Regions from separate parts of the Homo sapiens genome. Here region 2 is linked to region 1. Evidence: read pairs that join two places in POLR2A ChIA-PET (ENCODE). Cell type or tissue: GM12878. All regions are shown on one strand. Region 1 holds the start of LOC124905125 (a long non-coding RNA gene). Region 2 overlaps SREBF2 (sterol regulatory element binding transcription factor 2).

Region 1 (4,000 bases):
TTGCCCTGGACCCCGGGGTCTCTCACCCCATCAAGGCTCCAGGGCAGCCACCCCTTATCTCTTCTGCCTGCCCCCCTCCACTACCACTAAGCCTGTGTCACCAAAACTCATCCATTGATCCAGGCTTAAAATAACCCCTGGCATCTGCAGCAAGCCCCGCGGGGCGGGCAGAGGAGCCGAGTCCCTGCTCCTGAAGGGCACCCGCCCCGCCCCCAGCTCCCAATGCTGGCAGCTCGAGTGTGCGGGTGTCTGCGCGTGTTTGGGTGACAGCAAGAGTGTGCATGTCTGGGGCTAGCATGACTATGAGGGCCTTCCCTGCACGGTGGGCATGTGTGTGCACACGTGTTTGTCAGCATACATGCTCCTGTGCACGAACGGCCTTCCTCCATGTCCAGCCCTCACCTGGTGCTCAGTTCTGGCTGGGGAAGGCTGGGGGCCCTGAGAGGTGTGGACATGACAAACAGCCTGTGCTGGGCCTCAGTGTCCCCATTTTAGGTGGTGGGTGACCAGTCTGCCAGCTCTGCTGAGCCCTGGGAAAGGTTTGGGATTTCCTAGAGAGAAACTCAAGACTCAGAGAGAGGAAGTGACTTGCTGTGACTGGCACACAGCCAGGAAGGGCAGGGTCTGGCCTGGAACCTGCACTATGAGTCCCGAATCCACATTCTGGCCAGTTCAGCACACCCGGGAGGCACTCCTACCCCACGACAGGGCCCTTGCCAACACCTGACCCAGGCTCATTTGCCCCCTGTCTGGTCACGCAGGCTGCCCTCTCTTCCTGGAACCCCTTTCCAGCCCCACATGCCCAGAGTTTCTAGGTTTTATTTATTTATTTATGAAACGGAGTCTCTCTGTGTTGCCCAGGCTGGAGTGCAGTGGTGTGATCTCGGCTCACTGCAACCTCTGCCTCCTGGATTCAACCAATTCTCCTGCCTCAGCCTCCCGAGTAGCTGGGATTTATAAGGACCCGCCACCATGCCTGGCTAATTTTTGTTTTGTTTTGTTTTGAGACGGAGTCTCACACTGTCGCCCAGCTGGAGTCCAGTGGCGCGATCTTGGCTCACTCCAACCTCCGCCTCCCAGGTTCAAGCGATTCTCCTGCCTCAGCCTCCGGAGTTGCTGAGATTACAGGTGCACGCCACCACGCCTGGCTAATTTTTGTAATTTTTAGTAGAGACAGGGTTTCACCGTATTGATCAGGCGGGTCGCGAACTCCTGACCTCAGGTGATCCGCCCGCCTCGGCCTCCCAAAATTCTGGGATTACAGGCGTGAGCCACGGGGCCCGGCCTAATTTTTGTATTTTTAGTAGAGACGGGGGTTTCACCATGTTGGCAGGGCTGGTCTCGAACTCCTGACTTCAAGTTATCGGCCCGCTTTGGCTTCCCAAAGTGCTGGGATTACAGGTGCGAGCCACTGCGCCCAGCCTTTATCCTTTATTTTGGAGCCAGGCTGACCGGGTTGGAATTCCTGCTCTTCAGGGCCATTCAACCTTTCTAGGCCTCAGTTTTGTCATCTGCAAGATGGGCTACCAGCATTTCGGCAGGGTTACAGGGAGAAGCAGTGGGCCCCAGAGACACTGAAGCCAGGCTGAGAAGACCGTGACCGCGGATGCCACCCACAAGCCTCCAAGGCCTCATTCCTAAGCTAATTTCACTTCCATTTCCTCAATGATGCAGTTACCCAAGAAGCAGAGGCTCTTGGGGACTCTGGGCTCCCTGCTGGTGCAAATGCCGATACCAGGAGGGGTTCTGGAGGGAGGGCCCACGGCTGTCTTTGTCTCCCGCGAGGCAACTCTGACTCAGGCTCCAGCTGCCCGTGGGAGGGAGGGGGCGCCCGGGCTCCTGAGGTCGCCAGGGAGCGGCGGGACTGGGAGGCTCCAAAGCCCTCAGTGTACGTGCGAATCCGGAGCGGACACCGAGACCTTAGCGCGGGAACCAAGAGAGGACAGAGCTCCACGGAGGCCACAGCGCGTGCACGGGGACAGGTGCGCCCTCCCCGGCAGCCCCCCTGCTCCTCGGTCACAGTTCTGTGCGGAGGCGTCTTGCGCCCTCCCCCCTGAGCCTCGCCCTTGAGTCGGGGCCGTGGGCCGCATCCAGGCCCCCAGGGCTCGGGATGCGCGTGAGGACCCGGACTCCCGAGGGCGCAGAGGTCGGGAGCCCGAAGCAGGCGCCCTTGGCCTTGGTCCCGCCCCTTATCCGGTCCCAAGCTTTTTCCTCGCCCCTTGGCCTTGACTCCACCCCTTAGGCATGCCGCTGGCCCCGCCCCTTTCCGGCCACCTTGAGGCTTGGGGGTCCCTCAGCCCCGCCTCTCTTCTTGACCCCGCCCCTTGGCAGCACCCCCTACCCCCGCCCCACGTCCAAATCTCCCGGGGCCGGTGGTGGCCGGGGCTGACGGCGGAAGCCGCGCAGAGACTCGCTTGCCCCGAAGTCGCTGGATTCGGGCCTGGATCCCAGATTATCCGCAGCCTAGGGGAGTGGAGAGATGCCCAAGGTTCCTCTGGGTCCCGGGACCCCAGTAGCGTCCCTCCCCCCGTCCCCCACGCCAACCACTGAGCGCCCTTCGGAGTCCCGGGAGGAAAGCGTAGGGGCGGGGAACTCTGGCATCTCTCTCCTCCCGGTTGCTCCCCGACTCTGCCCCGCTATTCCGCTATTTGGGGCAGTCGTTTCTACCGCACCCCCATTCTCTCCCCACCCTCGGGTCATGAGGGCAGGACCAGGCCTGCTCACACCTCCCTGCTGGGGGCGTTCCCTGGCTCTAGCAGGGGTCCCTCTGTCCCTACATGCCACAGGACCTCTTCAATCTCCAAGGACAGCTAGGTGGGCCTCAAGAGCCCCATTTTGCAGATGGGAAGAGGGGCCCAGAGAGTTGAGGCCCAGTGAGATGCTACCAGCTTGCAGGGATAGTGCTGTGTTGAGCCATCCCTGCTGAAACGAAAGTGGGGGGTCAGGCCTTCCTCCCTGGCCTCACCAGCTGGGCCTCCACAACCCCTCCTGGAGCCCCCAGCCTCTGGCTACCAGGCAGGAAGTGAAAGGGGCCTGCAGGAAGCCCCAGGAGGAAGCGAGACTTCAGCCAGGCCTGCCCCCACCGGCCAGGGCCCTGGGGACCTGGTGGGAATCAGACCCTCCTTCAGGAAAAGCTGGCCCGAAACACAGGCTCAGAGAGAGGCCTTTTCCCTTCAGTTCCCACCCGCAAAACGGCGCTTCCAGAGTCTGTCTGGGATCCCTCTTATCAAAATGAGAGAACAGTTGGGGAGAAAATCTGAGTAGTGATGAAACCAGGGAGTGGGGCCTGGCATCAGTCCCCGAGTTCTCCGCTCCCAAGGAGGGGGTCCGGGCCAATGACATTCTGCTGGGCAGGCATGGCCGCCAAGCGCAGGAGCCCAGGGTTCGCCCAGCTCCACCACCCACCTGTTGTATCTTGGGCCGGATCCCATTACCTCACAGGGCCTCTCTTTTCCTATCTGCAAACTGGACCATATAATCCCTCCTCATGGATGTGAAATGGTCTAGATTTTCAGGAGAAAATTTGGACCAACAGGGACCTTTAAAAAGGTCAAGGCTGGGCCGGGCACGATGGCTCACGCCTGTAATCCCAGCACTTTGGGAGGCCGAGGTGGACGGATCATGAGGTCAGGAGATCGAGACCATCCTGGCTAATATGGTGAAACCCTGTCTCTACTAAAAATACAAAAAAATTAGCCAGGCGTGGTGGCGGGCGCCTGTAGTCCCAGCTACTCAGGAGGCTGAGGCAGGAGAATGGCGTGAACCCGGGAGGCAGAGTTTGCAGTGAGCCGAGATTGCACCACTGCACCCCAACCTGGGCGACAGAGCGAGACTCCGTCTCAAAAAAAAAAACAAAACAAAAAGGTCAAGGCTGGCTGGGCGCGGTGGCTCATGCCTGTAATCCCAGCACTTTGGGAGGCCAAGGCGGGCAGATCACCTGAGGTCGGGAGTTTGAGACCAGCCTGGCCAACATGGAGAAACCTCATCTCTACTAAAAGTA
Region 2 (4,000 bases), 78 kb before region 1:
CCATGCAAGGAGTCGTGGGACTTGGTATTAGGAGGCCAAACCTTGCCAGAACAGTCAGATGAGGGAATCCAAGGCAGAAAGGAAGCAGGGGTGAGTGGGAGATGGGCAGGTGGAAGCAAGTAGTTCTCTTTGGAGAAAGTAGAATAATTTTTTCAATGAGCTGATCTACTTTCTGTCTTGATGAGTTTGCCTGTTCTGGACAACTCATAAATGGAATCAGACAGGTAGCATAATATTGCTTAGGTTCATCATGTTGCAGTGTAGTGTTCCATTGCATGGACACACCGCATTCTGTTTTATCTACTCTTCAGTTGGTGGACATTTGGGCCGTTTCCACTCTGGCTACATTATGAATGAAGCTGCTACAAACTTGTGTACAAGTTGCTGTGTGGACATATATGTTCATTTCTCTTGGGTAGATCTTCTACATTTTTTGTTGTTTATGTTTTCCAAGAGCTTATAATAAATAGTCCCATTTATTCACATGCTTAGTTTCTTTTTTTTTTTTTTTTTTTTTGAGACGGAGTCTCACTCTGTCGCCCAGGCTGAAGTGCAGTGGCGCGGTCTCAGCTCACTGCAGCCTCTGCCTCCTGGGTTCAGGCAGTTCTCTGCCTCAGCCTCCCAAGTAGCTGGGATTATAGGCACCCACCTCCACACCCAGCTAATTTTTTGTATTTTTAGTAGAGACGGGGTTTCACCATCTTGGCCAGGCTGGTCTTGAACTCCTGTCCTTGTGATCCACCCGACTCGGTCTCCCAAAGTGCTGGGATTACAGACGTGAGCCACCGCGCCCGGCCCACATGCTTAGTTTCTATGTTCCTGTAACTAATTTGCCCTAAATCTTGTGACAGAAACTTGCAATGTGGTGGTCAGTTCCTTTCTTTCCTGTCCCATCTGATGGCTATGGTTTAGGTCTGCTCTCCCTTCACTTATCTTGGGACAACCCCTAACCATCACCCTTGGGGGCAATGTTGAAGCTCTTCTTTCCCAGTTCTTGATTTTTACTCACTTATTTTAGTGGAGCACATCCTCCAGTGGCTTCCTGAGAAAGAGTACATTTAGGTAACTCTTCGAGGCCTTGCCTGTCTAAAAACATCTTTCTACCAACCTCATTCCACTTTGGTAGTTTGGCTGAGTTTAGAATTTTAGGTTGGACAGAGTTTTATGTCAGAATTTTGAAGGCATTGTCTGATTATCTTCTTGCTTCTAGTAGAGAAATCTGATGCCATTTCCATTCTTGATCCTTTGTGTGACCTGTTTTCTTCTCTGGAAGCTTTTGGGATCCTGTCTTTATGTTCTGAATTCCATGACAACGTGCCTTGATGTGACTGGGCCGACAGTCACTGTCCCAACTTGTTGGGGCTCTGGAGAGCTGTGTCTGATACCTGAATTCATGCAGTCCCCCTGCCATCAGCCTCCTTGTCACCTGAGCCTGCAGAGGAACTTCCAGTACCTGAGCCTTTCCATGGCACTGATTTGGGCCTCTGCTTGCTTCTCTCTGCAGACACCCAGTTTCATCTTTGGCAGAGTATCCTGCATGCAGTACCTGGCACTGAATAGGCACTCTGTAAAGGTGTGTCTAATGAGGGAAGGAAAGCACCTCAAGTTCAGTCTGGGTGTTCACACCATTGGGAAAGTTGGAGTGGCCAACTGGCTGAGCTAGGAGTGAGTGTTGGGGATGGTTGTGGTCAGCACACCCCTAGGAGGTGGAGGTGGGAGAAGAGTGGAAACTGACTTCACATTTCTCCAGGGAGGGATGCTTTGGAAAAACTGCTCAGTGAGATGAAGCACAGATCTGCTTTTCATCCCTTTTGTACCTTTTTAAAGACATAAGGTATGTTTTGACACTGGAGTATATATGAGGGTTGCTAACGTTTGGGTTGAAAGAGCTGCTGTTGTCCACAGCTTATTTATTTTCCACCCATTTTTGTCTCCTGGTCTCATCCAGTTACATTTCCTGGGATATGTTTTTGGAGGTTGCTCAGATCACGGCACTAGAGTCCCTTTGGGTTTCTCCTCCCTCCTCTGTCTATTTGGCCTCGCCCTTGACAAACATTCCCCACATTCACACCCAGGCCTTTGGCCTAATGTTCTTGAATGCTGCTTGCCTCTCATTGAATAGGCTTTTATGTAGCTCTCATATTCAGTTCATATTTTGGCATTTTAAAAAATATATATTTTTGCTTCTTTCTCAACTAGATCATTTCACTCCTCAAATTTGTAATTAAAAAAAGGAAATTCTCAAGCAGTTTTATTCAATTAGAACTTTGCAAATATCAAATTGTCCGTATCCTTCTGGATTCTCGTCTGAACATTGCTTATCTGCGTACATATCACAGTGTTTTCACATAGGGATTGCTGTATGTTGAAGTAGTTGAGGTGTAATAGCCATATAATCTAATGTGATCCATCTGAATAGGCAAACCCTTGCACACCTGTGTACCTGTTGAACATTTTCATCATTTGCAGTTTTTTCTTAACATAAGCACTGTTCTGAATACTTGTGAACAAGTCACTTGGGAGTTTGTTCATGGGCGTGTATCTTCCAAAGAGGAGTCTTCAAGTTCAGCTGGGTAACACACTATCAGCTGTAGCCCTTTCATTTTAAAAACATTTCCAGTGCTGCAAATTACTATGGTGATTGGGAATTACAACTTGGAAATATTTTTATTTTTTTAAAAGATAGTACATTCATATGAATCAAAATAAAATACATAAAAAGGTACTATGAAAAGTCTTGCTCCCGGCCCTACCCACTATCTGCGTAGTCCCACCGCTCCCTCACAAGTAATTAAATTTTTAGTTTCTTTTACCTGCTTCAAAATGTATTTGTTATTACAAAAGAAGCTAATAACAAATATTGATTTTAGTTTTTGCTTTGCTTTCCTTTTTGACTGAAAAAGTTAGCATGCTATAAGCCCTGTTCTTCTGTGCCTTGCCTTTTCCTTTCTGCTTACCAATGTATCTTATAGATCATCCCAGACTTTTTCACTGCTGCATGGTTTTCCATTTGATGATGCCCTGTAATTTATTCATCCAGTCCTTTTTTGATGGACATCTGAAGGTATTTTCAGTCTTCTGCTATTAAAAACAATGCTGCGAATAGCTTTGTAAATTCTTCCTTTCACACATGTGCAAGTCTAGAGGCAGGAGCGGTTACCAGAAGTGGGATTGTTGGATCAAAGCCAGGGTGGTGCTGTCTCCGACATAGTTGTCGCAAGAATCCAGTTAGGTAAAACATAAGAGGGGCTGGTCACAGTGGCTCATGCCTATAATCCCAGCACTTGGGGAGGCCGAGCCGGGTGAATCATGGGGTCAGGAGATCAAGACCATCCTGGCTAACATGGTGAAACCCTGTCTCGACTAAAAAATACAAAAAATTAGCCGGGCGTGGTGGCATGAGCCTGTAATCCCAGCTACGTGGGAGGCTGAGGCAGGAGAATCGCTTGAATCCAGGAGGTGGAGGTTGCAGTGAGCTGAAATCGCACCACTGTATTCTAGCTGGGACACCAGAGCGAGACGTCCGTCTCAAAAAAAAAAAAAAGATTATAATGGAGCTATTGCCATACCATCTAGGTGTGTGTAAGTATACTCTGTGATGTTTGCACAATGAAGCAGTTGCCTAATGACACATTTCTCAGAATGAATCCTGTTGTCAAGTGACACATGACTTTATTTGATAATGAATACAAGACCATTTCATCTTGATCCCAGATAGATACATTGAGATGCATTGATGTTCTCTAAGTGAACGTGACTCATCCTGTTCTTTATTAGTTATTGACTGTTTCCGTAGTCACCTCTACTTTTTGATCGTTCACCAGGTTTTGAAATCACTGTGTAGGCAGCACCCACTATGCAGTTCAAAACTTTATGTAGGCCTGTTTTGTACTGGGCTCCAGGTTCAGTGCTGGCAAATAAACAAGTTCCTTGTTCTCACAGAATGTGTATGGCCTTGGGTGCCAGGCACCGTTCCATGCCTTAACCTACATTCGTCTCA

Evidence for each region. ChIA-PET counts read pairs that join two places held together with the same protein. Peaks named below come from ENCODE experiments on the same cell type or tissue, not always from the same donor. Only the 100,000 strongest peaks of a DNase experiment are listed, where the experiment ranks them.
Region 2: POLR2A ChIA-PET joins it to region 1 with 8 read pairs; 19 of 35 experiments call an interaction of 5 or more read pairs at or near these places.

Annotation. Positions count from the first base shown.
Region 1 is chr22:41,917,737-41,921,736 of GRCh38, forward strand. It overlaps LOC124905125 (a long non-coding RNA gene), which reads right to left and starts at 926. Exons shown (of 2, transcript XR_007068113.1): 1 at 1-926. RefSeq lists enhancers at 1-103, 114-203, 1,318-1,821, 2,774-2,853, 2,934-3,003 and a silencer at 1,864-2,333. In GM12878, no CTCF peak of the experiment used is centred here; DNase peaks (open chromatin) are centred at 1,654, 2,305 and 2,755; H3K4me3 peaks cover 3,321 bases; H3K27ac peaks cover 3,519 bases.
Region 2 is chr22:41,839,461-41,843,460 of GRCh38, forward strand. All of the region lies in intron 1 of SREBF2 (sterol regulatory element binding transcription factor 2), which reads left to right. Among named protein-coding and RNA genes, the nearest start is that of SREBF2-AS1, 6.8 kb to the left of the region's middle. In GM12878, no CTCF peak of the experiment used is centred here; no DNase peak of the experiment used is centred here; H3K4me3 peaks cover 1,614 bases; H3K27ac peaks cover 550 bases.